Linked DNA regions of Homo sapiens: region 2 is linked to region 1. The links are chromatin loops, found by intact Hi-C in ENCODE. Cell type or tissue: ascending aorta. All regions are shown on one strand. Links, peaks and the distances in the headings refer to the core of each region. The heading gives the core; the rest is flanking DNA. Region 1 overlaps MECOM (MDS1 and EVI1 complex locus). Region 2 overlaps MECOM (MDS1 and EVI1 complex locus).

Region 1 (11,583 bases), core at 1,081-9,080:
ACAGTTCCAAATTAATTTGTTAATTTAATTACCATAATAATTAAAATTGTTTACCATATTGTCATCAGAAACCAGAAGAAAATTATAAGTAAACAGAATCTTTATTATTTGTATTAAGCAAAATAAAATTACATAAAGAGAGACCTGGATATGTAGAGTATCTTTCATCTTCAAAGTAGTTTCTATATCTTCTGTATAATATTACAGTATTCAATGTAAGCACTCATTTTATCAAACAACAGAGTAAATAACAAAATAAGAACATAAAGTGACTTGCTGGCTATAGATGATGACTTCCCCAAGGCTGCCGTGACTTATATACCTTTCTTTGGCAACTCCTTTTGGAATTCTTTTTTATTTTGCCATAGAGATTTTTGTGGGTGACTTTTATTTTGTTTTGTTTTGATACTTTCATGAGCTACAATATTATGTGGTTCTCCCCTTCTACAATTCGTCCCATTAAAAGTTCTGTCATCCTGTTAGACATATAAGTGACATGGTGGCCAGAATTCAGGGGTGAAGGGAACTGAATTTTGAAACCACACAATTTATGTGGAAATAAAGTACATTCCTCATTTGTTTCTGCGTCAGACATATGGGAAGACTGTGTATAATAGGTTGTTTCATTTGTGTGATGGAGAGATTTTTTTTTAAGCCTTCTGAAGAAAAAAGTCATACTGATGTCTACGTTCATCTATGCTTCTTTTCCCGTGTTTTAATGTGGAAACATTTTAGAACTCACAGTTTCCACACTTCGTACGTTTTCCACAGTTAATTAATCCTGCTTTCCCTCATGACAAATGACCCTATCTCATAAAAGGACACATTGGCAAGCAAGGATTTAACTCAAAGAAGCTGTTCTTTGATATATATGTATGAATTGGGTTTTTTTTTAATTTAAAAGCACTGGACTCTCAGAATATGAAAATGTACTACATCTCCTACGGAAAAGTAAATTTGGAAATCTTTTAGGTAAATGAAATACATAGGGTTTTTTTCTTGTCTTCAAGAACCACCATGTCCAATTAGAGGGCTGGGAAGTATGACTATTCCATATCTATATTTTTAAGTCTACCATACCTTGTGCTCTCAACTCAGAAAATTCAGAAAGTAAACCCTACTCAAATGGCTGTGTGGTAGCTTCTGAAAATTCCCAATGCAAATGGCCCTCTTTTTTCCCTCCCAACTCTCCAAGTCTTAGGGAAAGAAATAAACTCCGAATTATTAACCTGTTGCTAATTTTCCCTATTACTCAATATTAAATGAAGATGGAGAAGAAGGCCCCAGGATATTAACCTAGGCTGTCCGCTTCCCACAGAGACACAAGGCTTTGCAGCATAAGAGCTAGAAGGGTGAATGACACCACTATTCTTATCTCTAAGAAGTAACTGAAAATTTCATAGATTGACAATAGGCCAAATTCGGCCATCCCATATCCCTACGCCTCTCTAGAGACCAGGAAGGCACCATGTTAGAGTAGATTCTACTTTAAACTTTATAGGTAACTGCAGGTCCTAGGAAGTCCATGCCACCTCTCAGGGCCTCTGTTTCCTCATTTGTAAAATGATGTGGATGGAAAAAACATTCTCTAATGACCCCTCAGCTCTGGCATTTTATGATTTTCTCTTATGCCATGTAATATGGCATGCTATTCCCCACTGTCTCCCCTCCCCAACCCCCACTGATTTATTGCTGAACAGCTAGTCCATACAGCAAGCTCTGGGCTTAACCTGGCCTCACTTGCATTAGTAGAAGCAAGTTATTTCTCATCTTCATCGCCACACTGCAATTCCGACTCACATAGAAAAATCTATCTATCTGCCTACAAACCTATACATCCATCTACCTACTTTTAACAAATCTGTGTTCAAATCACATGCAATTTCTGAAGAAAAATTAGTGTTTCTAAGGCTGATTCCCTTGGAATCACTGCAACAATTTTGTCACAAAAGACACCAATTGAGCCAACTTGCAAGACCCTTTAAAATTCAGGCATTCTGTCTTCACTTTCCCTTTTATTCAGCACTACCCTTTCTTGGCATCTTTGGACTCAGAACTATGAATCTCCACATGCCTTCCATTTTGTTCCACATCTGGACAAGAGGCAGGAAAACAACAGATCATCAACAAGTTCAGGTGGAGTTTGTTTTTGTTTTGGATTTCTATAAACAAGAAGGGAAAACAAACTCTAAGTAAGCATTAGTTTTTACCAATTTATTTTTCTAACATGCTACATCTCTGGGGGAAAATATCTACTGATTTGATGAATAAGTATGAAGTTGGGAAGCCTGCTCTTATAGGCATGAGGTAAATACCAAGATGAATAAGATGACTAAGGAAGCTAAAATAGGTATAATAGCAACAATAGCAACAGCAAGAGATATTTTGGGTTATTTGCTCTACCTTAGAATCAGAGTGCCCACACCGATACATGAGCATACCTGGCAAAATCTGCTCCCACAGAGGAATGGCCAGTGCAGAATGTTCTTCTCTAAATGGTTGTCAGAGGCCAATTTGTTAAGACTAGAAATGGAGAACCAGAATAAGAATAAAATCCTTTTCTCGAAAATTCAGGCCTGTCACATAGGTACAAAGGAGGATGTATTTTTAAAATCTCTGTTGTATGTCAGGCACCATGCTAGGTACTTCTATATGCATATTTCATTTAACCTTCTCAACAAATCAACAGTGTGATTCTCACTTTTTCCCCATTACATAATGAAAACCTTGGGATTTTTAAAGTCCACGCACTGCCACTTGATGGTGGATGTGAAATAATTGTACATTAAGATTATTAAGCTGCTGCAGCTAGATAAAATATTTAACAAGTATTAAACTGGAAGTGATCATGTGAAATCAGTTTTAGCTAAGATACTAATCTAGAAGTTACTATCTGTACTAAAGACAGCAAAATAGAAAGCGTCCCTACCAGCACAGCATAATGCAAAACGCAAGCAAGGACAACTAGTAGCAGGCCTTCTGCAGAACCTATTAGAGAAAGCAATCTGCTTTAGAATTGATGGAGATTCCCTAATCAAAGTGAAATTGAGCAAATTCCTAAGCCAGATGGGGAGTTTTCTGCTAGCAAGTCATCAGAAACAAGGATGCCAACTTGATCCTATGGAAAGGCACAGTACAAGAATGACATGGAACACTACCTCATCGAGAATAGAAAACTCCAGACCCTACCAGGACTGTGGCAATCCTCTCAGCCCTCTCGCTTATTAGTGGAGGAGAACTGGGAATCAATAACAGAATCCTTTTGTACATCATTTATATCTTTGTACATGTAATTATACTTAAATCAACAAAGTAGTAAACTTTATATTACTCCTAAGTTATAATGTGGGTTTAGTCATTCTCTGATTCAAGGAAATGTTGGCTTTGTAAAACCAAAGGTAACCTTCTGCTGTTATTTTGTAGGCTGTGGACGGAGAAATCCCTGGAATGATTGGAGAGTCGAGAGTCGGATGCACCAAGCCGAGAGAGAAAGCCAAGTGCACCGTTTAGCAAATGATACTTAGGGTTTATTTCTCTTTGGTTTTTTGCTCCATGTTACACACCCACATACTTGTAAGACAGAGCAGTGAATGGCCTCTTCTGTCTGAGTCCAAAGCCCACACTCTGTCTGCTATGTCACACTATTATGACATACAGCCATTAACCCGTGCTAATCACCTATTTCACTTGAATGACCCAATATAACAATGTGTGGATTTGAGAGACAATCTCATACTAAAAACAAACAAAATGAAAGAGAAACCTGTTATAATATGTAGAGTACCTTATTACAAAGATTCAGAACCACAGGTCAAATAGCATGCTCTCCGGCAACAATATGATAAAATTCTTTCCTAAAAGGAAAATTCCATTGAAAACAAGCACTTTTTACATCCTAGGAGATGGCCCATAACAACAGTACAGTATAGAGAATAATTTTCCATAAAAAAATACTCATAAAATCAATGCTGTTGTTTTTTCTGGTCCCCACCCATTTCATCTTCATTTTCTAGAAACCAAACTGAAATGATGTGGCTGTTTACACTTTCAGAAGGAGAGAACACAGAAAGCTGAGTGACTGTGACTCAGAGATTTTGTTCTACCCCCGACCAGCAGTTACCCTTCAACCAGTCTCGCTCTTCATCCCTCACAATGCAAACTTCAGAGTCACACTGCCAGAAACAAACCCAAATAATTCCCAAACACACCACTAGAAACCCAAACAAAACACTAGATTAAAAATTCCAGGGTGTCTGCTGTTCACAAAAACTTGCTGGCTCACCAGCAAAAATCTGGGCATCAGCACTGTGCTGTCCACAACTCCTAAAGACGGATGTGGCTGCCTCCAGTCCAGAAGGCCTCTTCCTTTCTGACTTTCACATTATTCCTCAGCCAACTGCAGCCTACTTGGCCAACATTATTTTCCTCACCCTTTCACAGACAGCCTCCACCTCCTCTTACTGCCCTCACGCCCACCCTGCCCAACTGGGTTGTGTTTATCCTTTCCTTCCAGCCTTCTCCTCTACCCTCTGGGGTGTCCACCGCCCTCTCCTCTCTAGTTCCCCTAAATCCTTGCCCAATGCCCAGTTTAGGTCCAGCCTTTACTGGGTAACTTTTATCCAAGCACATGAGCTTCTCTCTGCCCTGAAATTCTAGAATTCTTTCCACGTAGGGCACAGAATCATGAAGTTCAATTTCTCTAGTTGTTTTTTATATGATAGTCTCATCTTTTCATCTGGATTAAAAGTCCACATCTTAGAGTCCCTTGCCATGCCCTCCATCTCAATTAGGGCACTTAAAGCCAAACAGCTGCCAGCATTTTCCACAATTACATGTATTACATTACAGACACACATACACACATACACATATACACATGGATACATACTTATAAATCTATACATGATATGTAGGCATGATATGTATTTACACACACATCATGGGATATATATGTACATAAAAAATACGGTGTATGTTTATATATCTAAGACATATATGTATGTATAAAACATGAGATACATATGCCTTCATTTATTATTCATTTGTTTGTTTACTGATTGTTTACTAAATGCTGATAGAATTTTTTAAGAATTAAATTCCTATTGAGAAGGGGTCTCGCTATGTTGCCCAGGCTAGTCTGAAAATCCTGGGCTCAAGTGATCCTCTGGCCTCAGCCTCCTCAGAAGCTGGGACTACAGGCCTGCAAGACTGCACCCAGCTTGGCTGGGTTAATAGAGTATTAACACTAGGAAAACAAACGCAGAAATGTTGTAGCCTCATCCTGCATGCTGTCTGTAGATGGGAAAAATCAAACTCAGGGAAATTAATTTTTTCAAGACTACACTTGGTAGAAAGCAAGGTATGAGAAGGAGCTAACAAACTAAATTCCACAGGAAAACAGCATAAATATTACAGCTAGACAAGAACGCTGATGGAGAAAATTTCCCAATAGAGGAACCATTAGGGGTTCCTGAGGCAAATATACCCTATACAGTGCAGATTGTCTATATATGTAGCTCACTATGGCCCATGACATATTAGCATGTGAATCTCCTTCAGTGTTATTGATAAAAATTCAGATTCCTCAATGCTATCTGAGAGCTATCTAATCTGAATCTCCAGGTAAGGTCCAGGAATCTATATTTCCACGGAGTCCCACAATGATTCTCTGCACACCACAGCTGAGAACCACTGGCTCTACCCTATATCAAGCTGACAATGAGAAAGATATAAAAGACTAGGCAGATGCTGCTGGACTTGAGATCCCCATTCCCAAGGAGTTAATTCAAAGACAGTCATTGCTCATAAGGCTAAACCAAGTGGTCCAATTTCATTTGCTTATTCTTCATTCAAAAAACCACTTTTCTACCAGGCACAGTGGCTCACACCTGTAATCCTGGCACTCTGGGACACCAAAGCAGGCAGATCACCTGAGGTCAGGAGTTTGAGATCAGCTTGGTCAACATAGTGAAACCTTGTCTCTACTAAAAACACAAAAAAATTAGCCGGGTGTGGTGGTGCACGCCTGTAGTCCCAGCTACTCAGGAGGCTGAGGCAGGAGAATTGCTTGGACCCAGGAGGCAGAGGTTGCAGTGAGCCGAGATTGCACCACTGCACTCCAGCTGCACTCCAGCCTGGGCAACAGAGTGAGACTCCATCTCAACGACAACACCACCACCACCACAAAAAAAAAAAAAAAAAAAAAACACCTTTTCACCTAAGTACCTCAAGGCCCTCCACCAAAAAAACAATGCTCTCTTAAAACTAGCTGACCCTTTGCTCTAAGCATAAAGAAAAACAGAAGCACATGTGGCATTGTGAAAATGACCTATTCTCAATTTTCTATGTCTATCTAGAGCTGTGGCATTCTTCTAATTTTTTTTCTTTTAACTTAGAGTTCTTGTCCCTAAAGCAGTGGCCCTCACAATGTAGTCCCTGGACTAGCAGTATCAGCATCACCTAGAAAGTCAAATTCTTAGGCCCCAGCTCAGACCTGCAGAATCAGAAATTCCAGGGGGCAGGGCCAGCATTCTGGCTTAATAGACCCATTGGGTGATTCCGATACAGGCTACAGTTCGACAACCACTACCCTGAAGGAATACTGGGAGAAGAGGAGTTTCCATTAGTCCTTCTCAAGTCTGAGCCTCCTCTGCTTGGGGAAATGGGAAGAGGTGAATGGCAGGCTGAGCAAGGGAGATCCAGGCCCATCCGCTCCCACTAGTCCATCTGCAGGCATTTCACACAGCTGGCTTTCATAACAAAGCTTATCCTGAGTCTCAAAGTTGATACTCTCTGAATATCAATTGATAAGCTTACCAACATGTTAAAACAACAAGGCAACACAGCAGGCCTAGTATGGAACACAAATAAACGTCACAGAATCTGACCTTAAAAGCTGGATCTAACTGAAAAAAAAAAAAACAAAAAAAAAACTGGATCTATATTCTAAAATTAATGGGGGAGGGAGGGCTGGACTGATTTAATTTAGTGAGAACTGTTTCTTTTAAGTGAATTGGTTGATTTAAGTCCTACAACCAGTTTCTAAGCACTCAATTTCAAATTAACCAGTTGCTTGAATAAAATGGTGAATTTTCTTTATTTTCTTCAAGACAGGCTCATGTGGCTATGACCTGAAATCAGTGATTAAAGAAATGCTTAATGGTATCTGCCCATTACTAAATTATTATTATTAATTAAAAGTTTAAAAAGAAAACAAAGCTTACTTTTGTCTACTAATGGATACAGGGATTTAATGTTACAAATTACCTTTCTAAACCCAAAATGCACAAGGAAGTGAAGTATACGTAGAAAATTCATCTCTAAAAGCATACTACCCACCAACGACTACCTAATTTAGCAGAATATATTACCTCTATGCTTCATAAATCTTAATTAAAGCTGTTAGTTTTCCTATTATGTGATCGAGAAATGCCCCATTAAAGTTAAACAGTTTCTACAAGTAATTATACACATATACACTTTAAAATTGCTTCATATATACTGGAAACATTGTCTACTAAATCAAAAACTTGCAGAATTTCATTAATGCAAGATTTTTTTATCTCCCAAAAGTCAAATGTGTCCCAGAGGAACCAGTATACTCAGTGTTGGCTTCTTATAATACAATTTAATGCTCACAAACACAACTAAAGTATTTAAACATTTACAGGGGTTGTCATAAATGCTTTTCTTATTTTTGATCAAATTCAACCTTACACTTAATACAGTTAACTGTAGTTATTTAATTTAAAAACTTGAGATTCCAACCTCAAAAATTTATAACAATATAAATGCAGTTACTTGGCTATAGGATACGTATACTGTGGGGACTCCATTCTTCAATATGAAACACAAATACCAAAACCAGAGAGGTAGTATTTTTTAAAGTAGACATTATTTTAAATAACTTTTGGCACATTGAAGAAAAAACATCAAATCCAAATACAAAAATAGAATTCTTTCATTCATATAGTCAATTTCAATCAGACACTAGCACACCAATAATAAGAATAATGTTTATATTTTTCTGTTTTGAAAAATAATACAAGATGAATCGATAAACTAGCTAATTGAAAATATAATGTTATTTGAGGGATTCTAGACATCCTAACTGAATAATTGGATGGAAAATATTATTGACAACTTCTCCATTTTCTCAAAAGGTGTAGTTTATTTAATTCATTGAAATGTTACATGTAACTCTTTAATATTATACTTCCGAGAGATGTGCAAGTTTCATCTTCAGAAACTGTCACTGGCCTTAGAAGAAAACACTTAGATGTAAACTCTTGTGCCAAGAGCTTTCTGTCCTGGGGCATATTGGATGAGCACATTCACAGAACATGAAACAAGAGAAGGAAGACAGCTGTAGCCCAGGCGGTGATGGATAACCCTTGATCGGGCAAACGTAATATCTCTGAGGGCTGAAAGTACATTATTAATTGAAATCCTTGGTTAGTTCCTCCTTGTAGACCACCATATAATTGCATCTCTACCTGAAAAACTGTTTTCAGCAGAATTCATAATGGGTAAAGTGTCCTCAAAATGCATATGAAGGAAATCTATTTTGCGTACAAGTGATTATATCACAATGTACACATTACAGAGACACTAAATCCTTATTTCCATGACTGTACACAGACCAGAAAATAAATGCAAGCAGTTTACCGCTCACCATACAGCACAGTAACAATTAAAATGCTGTTTGATCAAAAATTAAAACCTAAAAAACATTAAAACTAAAAAAAAAAGACTGTTCCATAGAATTAGTGTTTCCAGTTAGCAACAAATATAAATGACCTCAGTGTATTCTGATATTAAATACAACCTCCCCAATATAAATATCTTATAGTTACAAATACCTTAGTTTAATGAAATGCCTCTTCTTTTGTGACTATATTTTATGAATATAAATTGGACTAGTCAAACACATTAGCATTTTTTTCTTATTCAAATAGAGTGTATCAAATCTTGCTGGTTTAAAAAGAAAAAGTTTCTTAGGACAATGAAAGTTTTATGGGGAGTTGAGGGGTTGGAAGGAGGTGAAGAGGTGCATGTTTCCAAGCTAGGGTATAGGAAAGATTAAATATCTCACTGAACTTCAGCCTGACATGGAAAAGTAACATCACCTAAAATCTCAATCTTATCAAAGTGTAAGATGAAGTAAAATAGAAGACAGGGATACATTAAGAGATGTTCAACATAAGTTTTAAAAATAGGTACAGTAATAATGCAATCCACTAATAAACTGAATAAGGAGCCGGGTGGAGAGTCTAACAACCAGTCATACTAAATGACAGCTCAGAGGGCGAAGAGGTGTGGAAACTGAGAAGATAGACTTCCAAGTCTTTTCCTGAAAGTGCTTAGATTTTGAGAAGAGTCCAATATTGTCAGACAAAAGAGTCTTTGTGCAACAACACCAGGGAGGTGACGGAAAGCTGCTCAGGAAAACCAACATAGACAGCCCCAGCCTTGTACACAGGACCCGTGGAGAACTTTGACTTATGGGGCCTGCAGAAAGAACAATGCTAAATGCAAGAGCATCATATTCAGCCAATATCAGAATGGGCACAGAGCAGATGAGCAGATGTCTTTAAAAAATCATGTTGGGTTTTTTTCTTTCAAAAAATATAATAAGCAGATACACAGACTACAATTTCAAATTGCATCAGTAGTCTTAGACTAGGTCCTCAGACATTTGACCACTCTGGGTGATTTAACCTGCCTCACAAACCTTGATACCTCTGGTTGGCAGGGGCTCTGATTTTGAGTTCTTGGTGAAGTGGCAAAACAGCTCATGAGGGAGTATCAACACACAAGGCCTAATATCCTGAGGTTCCTGTCCCAGAATAATGAAATAGGAGCCTGTTATTATTAAAGGAAGACTGGTGTCATACAGAGACAATTTCAAATAGAGAAATACACACTAAACATGGATGGTGGTCCACTGTTTATTCAAATTCAGGATATCTACAAAAACTTAGGCTGTAAATCAAGTAAACACATCAGATAATTGGCACTTCCAGCGTTAGGGAGAGTTGTCCAAGCTTTTGCCCCTACAGGAAACCATAATAAATAAGAGAAAAACACCCAGTATATCAACCTTTCTGGATCTTCAAAATAGAGCTGCCTCATAAGTTTTACCAGGATGAAAATATTAAAAGATTCATAATAAGGGTACAAAAAATTCATTTTTCTCCTTCACCATTTCCAACTGCCCTGCTATCAATCTGAAAATAATTTAAGTGTTTAAAGGTATCCAATAAACAAGCAATGTCCTTAAATAAACTTTAAAACCAGGTGCCAATTTTAAATTAGCATTAGATGCAATTTTATCTTAAAATGGCATCTTCGCAGCTGTAATTTCCATCATATGAAATAAACAGCAAGTTATAAAACTGGCTGAAAATTTTTCAAAAATATACATCTGCCAATAAAACATACAAAAAAGATTCAATCTCATACAAGAACCAAAAGAAAATAGGGTGGGAGGGTTTACTGTGGAATTAAAATGTAAGAAGATAGCAGAACAAAGTCTTCCAGTAACTATTTTTTGTAGTGCTAAATTCTGTGGTGTAATGGAAACAGCATGATGTCAGAGACAGAAGCCTGGTTTTCAATTCTACCGCCACCTTGAACTAGCCATGGGATCCTGATCTGTAGATTTACTTCATTCATAAAGGGGGGTAATGATACTTTTCGTCTGAGTGTAGTATAGTGAGCAATTTGCACCGCAGTTGGTGCATATAAACTCTTAATAGGTATTATCTGTTGACGTTATTATCATCATGAGTTGCTAGATCAGATCAGCTAGCAAAGAGAAGGGTCTTAAGAAAACAGGAGACAAAAATGGATCCAAATGAGGCCAGAGTGAAGAAGAAAATATGGGACTAGGCATCAAAACCATGAAGGTCAAAGGAAAGAGAAGAGAGAAACTTTGGAAACATCACAGGTCAGACTGTGACCTTAATGAATATGATATGTGACTGCCTAATAGAATTGTTATTGATATGACACATGTAGCTTTAGAAACAAACTACACTAAATGCTTGCACTGGGCCTGTACCTGATCAAAACAGACATATTCATTCATACCACTCTGCTTCCATCATTCAGGGTTTTGATAAAACGTTAAACCTCATCCTCACACCTTAAATGTAATTTTACCAAACTAAAGTAAACTGAAGTGAGCTACAACCGATAGCGAAGAACCCTATACGCATTAACGTGAGCCACAGTTTAAAGTGTGTCCCCTTTAGCATAAGGCCGGGCACGGTGGCTCATGCCTGTAATCCCAGCACTTTGGAAGGCCGAGGCGGGCAGATCACGAGGTCAAGAGATCAAAACCATTCTGGCCAACATGGTGAAACCCCATCTCTACTTAAAATACAAAAATCAGCTGGGCGTGGTGGCGCATGCCTATAGTCCCAGCTACTCGGGAGGCTGAGCAGGAGAATCACTTGAACCCAGGAGGCGGAGGTTGCAGTGAGCCAAGATCAAGCCACTGCACTCCAACCTGGCGACAGAGTGAGACTCTGTCTCAAAAAAAAAAAAAAAAAAAGTGTAAACCTGTATATGGAAAAA
Region 2 (11,583 bases), core at 1,115-9,114, 59 kb after region 1:
TTGGATCCTGGCTCTGTACTTAAAGCTGAGAGGCCTGGAGCAAAGAACAAACATGTCTCCAGAGCGCTCATCTCTAAGCTAAGACAATAATATCATCCACCTCATAGAGATGTGAGGATTAACTGCAGTGACGCATGAACACTCAACAACCTTGACTGGCGTTATTACTTATTGTTGCTGTTATAAATTATCTCCATTTTACAGATGATGACATTCAGGCACAGAGAAGTAAATAGCTGGCCAATGCCCACACAGCTAGGTAGTGATAGAACCAAGCCATCTAATTTAAAATATGCTTTGAAAAATGTTAACTAGAGTAATGCCCTCATGGAACAACCTGTAAACATCCACACCAAAAAAAAATATGCATCTGGAACAAATATTGTGCTCTAAGGGATTAAAACTGAAAAACCTAAATAATGTGGTTCCAGAGTCTACATTCTTAATACCCTCTTAGCATTTTTAATATTCTATAATTTCTAGAGTTTCTAATAAGAAATTCTGTGTGTGTTAAGTTTACACAGCTTTTTGCAGCTGATAAAAGCTTATACATATGTCATCTTATGTTAGCATTGCTGGTCTGGAAGAAGCCAAACAGAGGTAGTTATTGTTCCTCTCTTACGCTTGAGGACACTGAGGCTCAGAGGGTTAATGCCCTGCAGAAGGATACCATACTGATGAGTAGCAAACTTGAGACTCAAACCCCTACATCCTGACGTCCCAGCCAGCATTATCCGCCAGAAAACATGTTTACGGTACCCAAAATATACTGAAGTTTTGAGATGATCACGCCTAAGAAAAAAAACAAGTCCCTATCTTCAAGGCAGGGAGGGCTCAAAACACCACAGAGAGCATTTTCCTCTTAGGAAAGTTATTAGTAATTAACAAGCTTCATAATGACATGTTATGACATGGTTAGGTAAATTACTCCAGAAGCAGTAGAAGGAAACAAATGTCACATTCTACAAGTCCTGGCCAATGCCAAGGATTCACTTGGAAGGTTAACTAAGATGGAGCTCATTATGCTGTATTAGGTATCAGAGTATTTTGTCTTCTTGAAGATAAAACCTTGGTGACTGATATTACCATAACTTGAGGGCAGGAAGAGAGATCTGATATACAGACCATGAGGCACTTTGAAAACCCTAGACATATAATGCTCTTTACCTTGACATTTCCCATCCTCTAATGATCCATCTACCCAGTATTTTTAGGTCAAAAAAATATATATGATACAATGCTGCTTCATGGGTCAAACCACGGTCTCTGCTGGTATTTTAATACTGCATCATTATCAACAGAATACGTAAATCACTCGCATCTTAAGCATTTAGGCAAATGGGGAATTTTGCTTAGAATTTCAGACTGTGCCCAAAAGTAAAGATGTTCAATGCACTGATTTCTGTGCCAAGCCTAGTGGCTGGAACATTGGCTTGGATGCATACACATAGCTCAGCAAGATGGTTGGCAAAGACAGTTGGAAGAGAAGGCAGCGCTTTTTATTCTTATTTCTGTTTCATGAACAAGAAAATCACATGCCAGCCTGAAAGACAAGCCACTTCTGTGAGTTTATGTCAATTTGGGGGTAGCACTATCTTCTACTGGATAAAAATTGAACCTAGCAGAAAGACACACCTTTGGAAACCATGGAGACTTCAGTTTGGGCATTTTAATCAGATCTTTGCTCTCAGACAGTGGTGCTCTTGTAAGTGGCAAGAAGCTGGAGGAATGAGATCCTTTAAAGAGAACTTGTTCTTGAACTGTGATGGGAAAGTTTGCTCTAACTGCACAAAGGATAAAATACGCAAAAACTGTGAGCATGGAAGGAGTAATTTGCCCATCTGCAGACCCAAGGCTTGTATTTCTATAAAGTGTTTATGGGCTATGTAAATACATCCTACATCTTACTCAGTTATTGCAATCAGCATTTCCCTAACAACAGACAAATGTGATAGGCAGACTTTCCAGGAAAACATCAGGCTGACACAGTGGCTCACTCCTGTAATCCCAGCACTTTGGGAGGCTGAGGCTTGCAGATCATTTGAGCGCACAAGTTCGAGACCAGCCTGGGCACCATGGTGAAACCCTGTCTCAGCTACTCCAGAGGCTGAGGCAAGAGAATCGCTTGAACCCAGGAGGCGGAGGTTGCAGTGAGCCAAGATCACGCCATTGCACTCCAGCCTGGGCGGCAAGAGCGAAACTCCATCTCAAAAAAAAAAAAAAAAAAAATAGGAAAACAAAATATCTGGAGAAGAGACAGGCTTAGGATTCAGTATTCCAAGCTCACAAAACCAGTTTGTAGTCATGGATATCTTTGTCCCTGTTAATAAATCATTTTCAGGGGTATATGTATGTCTGTCAAATGTCGGTGTTCAATATTTTCAGGAAATTGAGTGTTTATAGGATTTAATTCATCATGCCTTACATATGCTAGGTACTTGATAACTATTCATTAATTCAATTTGATTGATCTAACTTAAAATATACTTTGAAAAATGTTAATAGAGTAATGCCCTCATGGAACAACCAGTAAACATCCACACCAAAAAAGTACGCATTTGAAACAAATATTGTGCTCTAAGGAATTAAAATTGCAAAGTAAATTAATCCCTTAAAGATTTATATGAATAATTTTAATTCCTTGAATGGTACCTTTTCAAATCCAATCTAAAATGTCCAATATGTTTGCAATCTGATATAATCCAATGAGTTTTAATAAGCAAAATAGTTCTTGCCAGTAGAACCAAAACCCAGTTATTCCATTTTTGTAACCTTCTGTGTAAAGGAATGGGCTGAACTAATTTTTTCTGAATTTTTTATATTTAATCAACAACATCATTGCCAAAGAAAACCACTTTTCAGAAGTCTCTCTATCCTGGTTTATAACTTATAATCAAAAACTGGAATTTTGCATCTGATGGGCTTTAGTGTGTAACACTATACTGTCATATTTTTTATGCTATAGTTAAAAGTAAAAGATAGTTTCCATTATAAAAATTTTCCCATAGTCTGATTACCCAGTGAAAAACATTTTTCTATAAAAATGGTCTTCATAATTCATAAGCTAGAAATTATTGTGGGTAATTTTTTAAAGAACATCAAAAAAGTTTTGGTGGGTCTAGTAGCATCAGTTGGCTTTAGGTACATGTACAGGATAAGGCAGTATGATAATAATGTCCCACACAAACAAGGAAATCACTTAACAACAACAAAAAAGCCTTGAGGCCTGAAACTCTGACAACTTACTTATCCTTACCCAGTTTGGGCTACATGGATTGATTTCAGCTACAGCCTGTTCCAAGCAGCAGGAAGAAATAGAAATGGGGCATAATATAAGACCTGGAATAATCCTGTAAGCTTGAAATAGCACAGATATATCACAGTGGATTTTAGAAAGATATACCTTAGCTCTGGTTTTAGACCCTTGATCCTCCAGAAGCCAAAGATGCTTGGAAATCTGATCTGCCCTGACAGTGAAGCAACCCTCTATGACCTTCCCAAAACCCTGCTGTGACCGTGTCTCAGAGGCCAGCACACTTCACCCTGAACTGTGAGCTTCCTTTAATTGCAGACTTTACTTTCATATTCCTTTGGGTCCTGGTTTGGGGAACTTCTCTGTCTGTTTTGTTCTGAAAACTGGACACTACCCAAATGTCATCCACAGGGAATTGGTTCAATGAAATGTGTTAGATCTAAACAATAGAGGATCTTCTGCCTTTAAAAAGAATGGTTTAGATTGATACATACAGACAAAAATCCAAGGTATATTAAGTTTAAAAAAAGAAAAAGCCCTTTATTTCTTTCTCTTGTCTGATTGCTCTGACTAGGACTTCCAGTACTGTGTTGAAGAGGAGTGGTGAGAGTGGGCATCATTGTCTTGTTCCAGTTTGCAGACGGAATGCTTTCAACTTTTCCCCACTCAGTGTTATGTTGGCCATGGGTTTGTCACAATAAAATAATGCTTTTAGTACATTGAGGTATGTCCCTTAAATGCCAATTTTGCTGAAAGTTTTAATCCTAAAGGGATGCTGGATTTTGTCAAATGCCTTTTCTGCATCTATTGAGATGATCATGTGATTTTTGTTTTTAATTCTGTTTATGTAGTGTATCATATTTATTGACTTGTGTATATTAAACCATCCCTGCAAGTGATATGAAACCCACTTGATCATGGTGGATTATCTTTTTGATAAGTTGTTGAATTTGGTTAGCTACTATGTTGTTAAGGATTTTAGCATCTATGTTCATCAGGATATTGGTCTGTAGTTTTCTTTTTTGGTTACGGCATTTGCAGCGACCTGGATGAGATTGGAGACTATTATTCTAAGTGAAGTAACTCAGGAATGGAAAACCAAACATTGATGTTCTCGCTGATATATGGGAGCTAAGCTATGGGGATGCAAAGGCATAAGAATGATACAATGGACTTGGGGGGAAGGGTGGAGAGAGGATGAGGGATAAGACTACAAATATGGTGCGGTGTATACTGCTCAGATGATGGGTGCACCAAAATCTCACAAATCACCACTAAAAAATTTACTCATGTAACCAAATATCACTAGTACCCCAGTAACCTACGAAGAAGAAAAAAAAGAAAAGGCAATTTGCTGTAAAAAGTTGTAAATCTATATGTATGTATGTGCTAATATATGCATGGGGGAAAAAATCTGCTGGAAGCTACACTAAAGGATGAATGGTGGTCATCTGCAGGCAATTTATGACAAAAAAGAAAGAAAATAACTTTCATTTTTATTTTATACATTCTTTTCATTTAAAAATTATTGTGTATAAATTTTGTAACAAGAAAAATATTGTGTATAAGACAATGAAAAAAGATTGATAAAAACTTTAAGATGTTTTATAATAAACATGCTAAGGTGAATCAAGTCTGAAAAAATGGTTGAACCCCCATTCAACCATTTAGAAATTTAGAAATCCATGAGCTGCTAAAATTGTATGAAAATGTTTCTTGCATGTGTATTTTCTGGAAAGAAGCTCCATACTTTCTATGAGATTCTCACAGGAGTCTGGGACCCAAAAGAAGGTCATGAACTATGACCCTAGCCAAAACTAAGATAGCTATTCCATCCCTCCATTCGTTTTTATTATCATTTTATCATGAAACATTTTATTACTAATTTCATAGTTCCCACCAAAGGTAAAGTCTATGCTAAGCATAAAAGCTGTGGGTCTTAGTCTTACCCTCACTTAGAGGAGTTCCCATTGACTTAGGAGCAGTCCTAAGTGCACAAGAAACCATATATGGCTGTTCTCGGTAAAAGAAAACTCCTAACAGGCACTAAAAGCCTGTAATCATTCAGGACTTGAGGATAGTTGTCCAAGACACAGACAGTCCTATTTTCTCTATAGAGATGGTTGATTTGTGAAATGACAGATGGGGGTTAGAGGAGTGGGGAGGGGCAGAGAAGAAGAAGTCATGTTTGCACTTGAATTAAGGGAACAGAGTTGAGTGAGTTGGGTTAATTTAATCAGTAAAACAAGATTCAATACATTATCTATCAACCTTAAATTGTTTGAAAGAAATCTTTAATCATAAAAGTGCATTTAAATATACAGCAAAATGCTTGACACCATGCTCTATATTAATAGAGCATAAATATTAGGCAGCAAAACTGCCTACATTGGTGTTAGGATTTAGGTAAAAACTTGGCTTCTGATGACTTGTAAACTGAATATTCCCAAATCCCTAGGAATTACATGAGTCCACAGAATGTTTTACCATTTCTACCTTGACTCCTTTGACATTCTCCAGAATCAGGTCTAGTACAGAGTTTAAGATCAATAACAATTTGTGATTTAAGTGAGGGGTCATGGGCAATACCTGCACTGGCAAAATGAGGGACATTATTGGTGAAAATTAGGAATAATACTCCACTTTCCAGGTGGTTTATCACTGTCAAAATAGGTCAATTGTGGATTTAGTATGCACTTGAAATGTCAGATATCCCAGAATTCTGGTGCCGACATTACTTAACTGCACAGGTTTTACAGCCAAAGAAATTGAAGGGGTTCACATAATCCACCAAAGCCCATTGCTAACCACCATCACCTAATCATATTGATATCTGCCATATGCAAAGCATAGTATTAGGCCCTATACAAAACAGAAATGGGCTCTCCAGGAGTTTTACAGTTTACCTAGAAAAATAAGATATATACCATGAAGACAAGCAATTTATAATAAAATGCCAAAATGATGATAAAGACAATTCCATACTATTGGAATGAAATAACATAGAAGTCATATCTCCAGGAGAGATCATGAAGAAGCAGGAGTTCAAATGAAATCTTAGAGGAGTTAGATTTTGACAGTCAGTGTACAGTATGGGTAGATTTACAAACTATGGCAACATTATGGCCAAAATTTGGATGGTAGAAACACAAGAGTAGGCTGATAAGAGACTGAGAGGTACAGAATGAGTAAACAAGGTAGGCTGAATGGACCAGTCTTGAATAAGACAAGCCTGAAAAGTCAATAAAATAATGTATTGAACTCTTATTCTATTTAAGGCACTCTAAATGCATTAGTTTGATCAAATCCTCACATGAGGTAAGTACCTCTAGTCCACAAGTAAGGAAACTGAGGCACAAAAAGGTTACATGGCTTGCCTTCATTTCAACCAGCTAGTAAATGGTGGAGCCAGGATTCAAACCCAGGCAAATCTCACTCCCGACCTGTACTCAGGAGTCACCACATTCTTCTGGCACAAAAGTAGAGCCCCTCAACAGCCAAGCTAAGGAATTTGAGATTCAGCATCAGGTATAAAGATTGAGAATGAGGTGATAACTCATTGATAATGCTTATATGCATGGTTCATCACTACTCAGAATCTTCCTCTAAAAGAATTGCATTATCCGATGATATTCCCAACAATATTCACTGATAGTGATATGTATTCACTGACAAGTCCCATGACTACAGTATTGAGTTAGATATTATAAAGTGCTCAGTCAAATCTTTATCAGGAGAGTCCATTGTGTTGACATTCCATCACCACAATTTTTAATCCTAAAGACTTAATTTTACCTGTTATTCACCTAACACTTCTGCTAGAAATACAACTCATGATAATAAACAGAGCAAAGTATGTTTATTTTCACATGTTACCCGAACATATATGACCTTCCTACATGGAAAGCCACTCTGCTCAAATAAGACGTTCATCCCTTAAAAACTTATTTCTCCATCCTAGGTTCAGGTCTTAAAAATCAGTTGGGTTCCTCAGTTACAGATGTACAGGACATTACATCTGGACTCTCCTAGGAGGGCAGGGGTGAACTCTTCCTCTGAATATCCACAGTAGCCAAATGACTCCTTCTCCCACTGTGGAAAACCACAGATGACTGTCTCCTAATGATTTACTGCCCAACCCCCAGCCCACAAATCAAAGAATTGGGTTTAGTGAGAAATAAGAAAGAATGGTGGCCAGTGGATACAAGAAGGGGAGGGAATGCTTCAGTTTATTTTCTTAAGCCAATTAATGATGAAACGGCATGGAGGGAAAGAAAGACACAACATAGTTGTAAAAGACTATTTTTCCAGATAAATGGCCAGATATCAGATTCTGTAATAAGTACTTCCACCTATCAAAACACACACACACACACACACACACACACATATTAACTTGAGGTGGGGAAGAAGATATAGATCTTAAAAACACAAGGTAATATTCAAAAACCATTCTGGATATCACCATAAAATGAAACTTTGAAGCACCCTTGGAAATCAATGAATCTGGACATTGCAAACCCTACAAACTATATATTGCAGGCAGAGGTGTTTGGTTGGGCCTGCAGAATTTTTTAAAATTGAATCAACATTTCATAAAGTAGAGAAAACTTACATAAAAACCCAGATTTGTGGCTTCTCTTAAAAAGTGGAAGACCTGGCGGCCCTGAACCCCCTTGCCCAAATGGTAACAGTGAGCAGGAGCTGAGAAGAAGCTGCCACCTTTAGAGGAGTCTTGAACTGCCAGTTTCCCACCATCCCCGCCACTCCCTCTTGTTCTGAAATACAAAGGCTGGGTGTCAAAAAATTAAATAAAAATAGGAGAGAGCTTAAGGCTTATACCCACCTTGCTTCACTCATTTATGGTACCTGCAAATTTACAGGCTCTGCTCTAGTCTAATCCATTCATTTAAAGAGGAGCAACCCAGCTGCAGTAGTAAAGTGACTTACAAACTCAATCCACTAAAAGTCAAATTTTCATTCAGGAGGGATTATTGCCTAATGATAACTAGAGAGTATGCAAAACTAAATTAGGGCTGTGTGGCTATACAATGCCAAAATCTGTGGGGAAAAGTTGAAATCTCAATCATTTTATTTACACATCCCCCTCACCCCGACTCCAAATAAAGGGCAAAGGAAGATGCTCAAGTTTTCAGAACAAATTTACTGCCTAGTTTGGCTTGGTATGGACAGTTTTAATGTGCCCAAATTTTAGATATGACTTCCCTTCATTCTGAGGGCATAATTTATTGAGAAGACATACAAAATGCTTACCGTAGACATGTAAATACTTTTAAAAAGGAAACTGGATAAAAACATTAAACAGGAGGGGAAAAAAAAGGATGTTTCTTCTTCAGAAAATTTAACTGATAAATTATAAGGAAACTGAAACCCACTAAGATTTATTGAGCATGTGCCTTAGGTACTTTGCACACATTATACCAATTAACTCTCACAGCAGCCCAAGGAGGGTAGTATTATTACTCCCACTTCACAAGTAAAGATGCTAGGCCTCAGAGGCATTCAATAACTTGAAGAGGACCTGACTTTTCAATCAGGGATCATGCCCAGATTCAAACACTGATGTGCACGTTTGTAATGCTTGTGAGAGTAGGGAACATGGTTTGCCCGTGCACAGGGCCTAGCACATTGATATTTGTTGTGTAAGCCTGCCCATCGCCAAAGCACAAAAACTGCCATGTACAAGCACTTTCATTCATAAATGTCATCATTTGAACAACCTTGACATATACAACTAATTCATTTAGGCAGGTTCTTGAACAAGGTTTAGGAAATGTTGGTTCTTTATGTTGTGTAGTTAATGACCCCTACACACATGTTTACTAACATAATAAAATCTCTTTTCTAAATAAATTTCTCCTTTAGAATTGTTATAAAAGTCAGTAGTCAAGAATTTGGCTGAATATACAAGCCAAAAGCACGTTTGCTAATGAATAAGAATAATAACTAAAATCAAAATAAGAATTAATTCAAGAATGAGTGCTTTTGAAGAGTCAGGAATTTGATTAAAAATTCAGTTCCCTTTTTTTCCATAATGAAACAGTTCTTTAACCACAAAACAGCTTTTATAATAATGCCGAAGAGTATGGTTCCAAGCAAAACACTCCCCCATTTTAATCATGGCTATTATTTTTGAAAATGAAAATGACTGAGGTCATTGTAATCTATTTTAGGGTTTGCATGGGTTGATGGTATTTTTGTCTTGGCTTTGAGTTCTCCACATTACCCACTAAATGTTATGGGCTTTACCGTGTGCCCTTTCAAATCCCATTCTTTCTAATAACATTGTATTTTATACACATAAATTAGAGTAAATTCCACTTTCTTTCCTAACAACTCCAGATGTGGTCCACACTTTCAAAAGGACTAGAACTTGCCTTAAAAAAAATTCAGTATGTACTTCTTAGAACAACTATGTTTCTATATAGATAAAAATGCTGTATGGATGTTTAAATGCTGAATAATTAGTAAAACCATAGGACTTGTGGTTTTTTCACCAAAGTGAAATATGAAGATAATATCTATATATTTACTCCTTCCAACTTACAAGGACATACACAGATAAAAAATGCCTAGAAACAAAACCATCTGGGCAGAGTTCTAGACCTACTGATACCAATAGGGAAGGGGGATCTGTATTCAGACAACCATTTAGAACACATCAGTGAGGCTCTCTGTCCCCTGTAGACCCAGTAGACAAAATTAACAAATATCTAAATACACTAAAGTTACACAGTCAAGGCTCCCTTTAGACGCAGTTAATATTTCACTTACTTTCTGAACTTAGTTGGGGTTTTTATTAAAATTCGCTATCACGATCCCTCTAGGTAACCCCTACACAGCCACACGTGAGAGAATGGCTTCACAATACATACAAATTGTGGAGATCTGGCTATTAAAATGCCTTGAGATCTGTTTGTTTATTTTTTTAAAATCAACTTGCAAGGCCAATGTAATAAGATGCTGTAGCTTTTATGAAAGAGGTGAAATAATTTTAAACACAGACACACAATGAGTTTATTTATTTAGAAACTTGTTAAATAGAGTCTGGGAATTCAAATATTCAATGTTGACATTGTACAGAATTGGCAAGAAGCCAGAACCCAGTCTCCAGAGGGACCCATTGGACAAGGAATTCAGGACTTTCTCTCCTCCCACTTGAGCTAAATAGGTAGAAGCCATTAGTTATACCCACAGCAATATCTGAACCACACTCAAATAAGCTGCCCCAGCCAGGGCACTTCAAAGGAGGCTAAGTGTGTTTAGCTTTTTAGTGCTGAACTAGAGCAATATGTCACACTTTTGAAAGAGTCTTGTAAACAGTTTCTTCCCTATGTAGAGACATCTCTGAAGTTTCTTGTATGGCTTGTAGTAAGCAAAGGTAATTAACAAGGATTATACTTTTTTCATTTCCTGGAGGGGCTGGGGAGGATAATACCAATCTGTGTGCAAACTAAGGATCTGGAAGAACTACACTATTTCTCCCTTCCTGTCTCCCTCTCTGGTTTTCTGATCGATTTGTCTGTCTCCTCTTTATCCTCTTCCTTACACTTGTTCTCACTATACAGCCAATTTCCTTGAAAATTCCCTGGTAAACTCTGAAGGCCAGAAGAGTGGGAAGGGGGAAATCTAATTTTAGAAAGAAGACCGTGGCTAGTGGAGTGGGGAAGTCGGGAGGGAACTAATGATTTATCCTGCGCCGTCCAGGAGAAAAGAAAAGCAGACCCCACAGACCGTTTTAGAAAATGCCTAGACAGCGGCTTCCAGCGGAAGAAGGGTTAACCGTCACTCCAAAAAAATGTACCTGGCATCATCAGAGTGTAACTTTTCCCTCCCACCCCATCTCTTCCCCAAACTCACTCTCCCTTGCCCTATGAGGCTAGGAAGGAGCCTGTCCCAACAGGGAGAGTGAATGAGTGAGTGTGTGCCTGCCCTCCGCGCAAGAGTGCTCCTTGTCTTCCTGAAGCCAAGACGTGTGTGGGTGTGCACACGCATGTGTGGGTGTGAGTTTACACTGTCAATGTAAACCCAGCTCCGAGGGAAGCAGCGCGCCAGGCACGCAGCCCCTCTGAGACTAGAGAGGGAAAGAAGAGTTCTGGCCAAACCTTGGAGCCCTGAGCTGAGCAGCCTGAGGAGCGAGGTGTAGGGGGCCCCCTGAGTGAGAAACTGCCTCCCACCTCACTGGGGCTTCCCCAGTCCCACCCCCACGTCCATCTTGGGCCACTTCCTCAGCACCAGACGGTTTTGAGATGAAGCGTGGGAGGGCTCAGCTCTTGGGAACAGGGCTCTGGGTGCCTTGGGAACAGGGA

Evidence for each region. Hi-C counts contacts between places; a loop is a spot of excess contacts. Peaks named below come from ENCODE experiments on the same cell type or tissue, not always from the same donor. Only the 100,000 strongest peaks of a DNase experiment are listed, where the experiment ranks them.
Region 2: a loop joins it to region 1, with 2.0 times the contacts of the local background. A loop is called at or near these places in 5 of 110 quality-filtered maps.

Annotation. Positions count from the first base shown.
Region 1 is chr3:169,587,971-169,599,553 of GRCh38, forward strand. All of the region lies in intron 1 of MECOM (MDS1 and EVI1 complex locus), which reads right to left. Among named protein-coding and RNA genes, the nearest start is that of MECOM, 70 kb to the right of the region's middle. In ascending aorta, for the core only: no CTCF peak of the experiment used is centred there; no DNase peak of the experiment used is centred there; H3K4me3 peaks cover 1,751 bases; H3K27ac peaks cover 1,576 bases.
Region 2 is chr3:169,647,201-169,658,783 of GRCh38, forward strand. The region is part of intron 1 of MECOM (MDS1 and EVI1 complex locus); the gene reads right to left. Among named protein-coding and RNA genes, the nearest start is that of MECOM, 11 kb to the right of the region's middle. RefSeq lists an enhancer at 5,747-5,916. In ascending aorta, for the core only: no CTCF peak of the experiment used is centred there; no DNase peak of the experiment used is centred there; H3K4me3 peaks cover 484 bases; H3K27ac peaks cover 7,686 bases.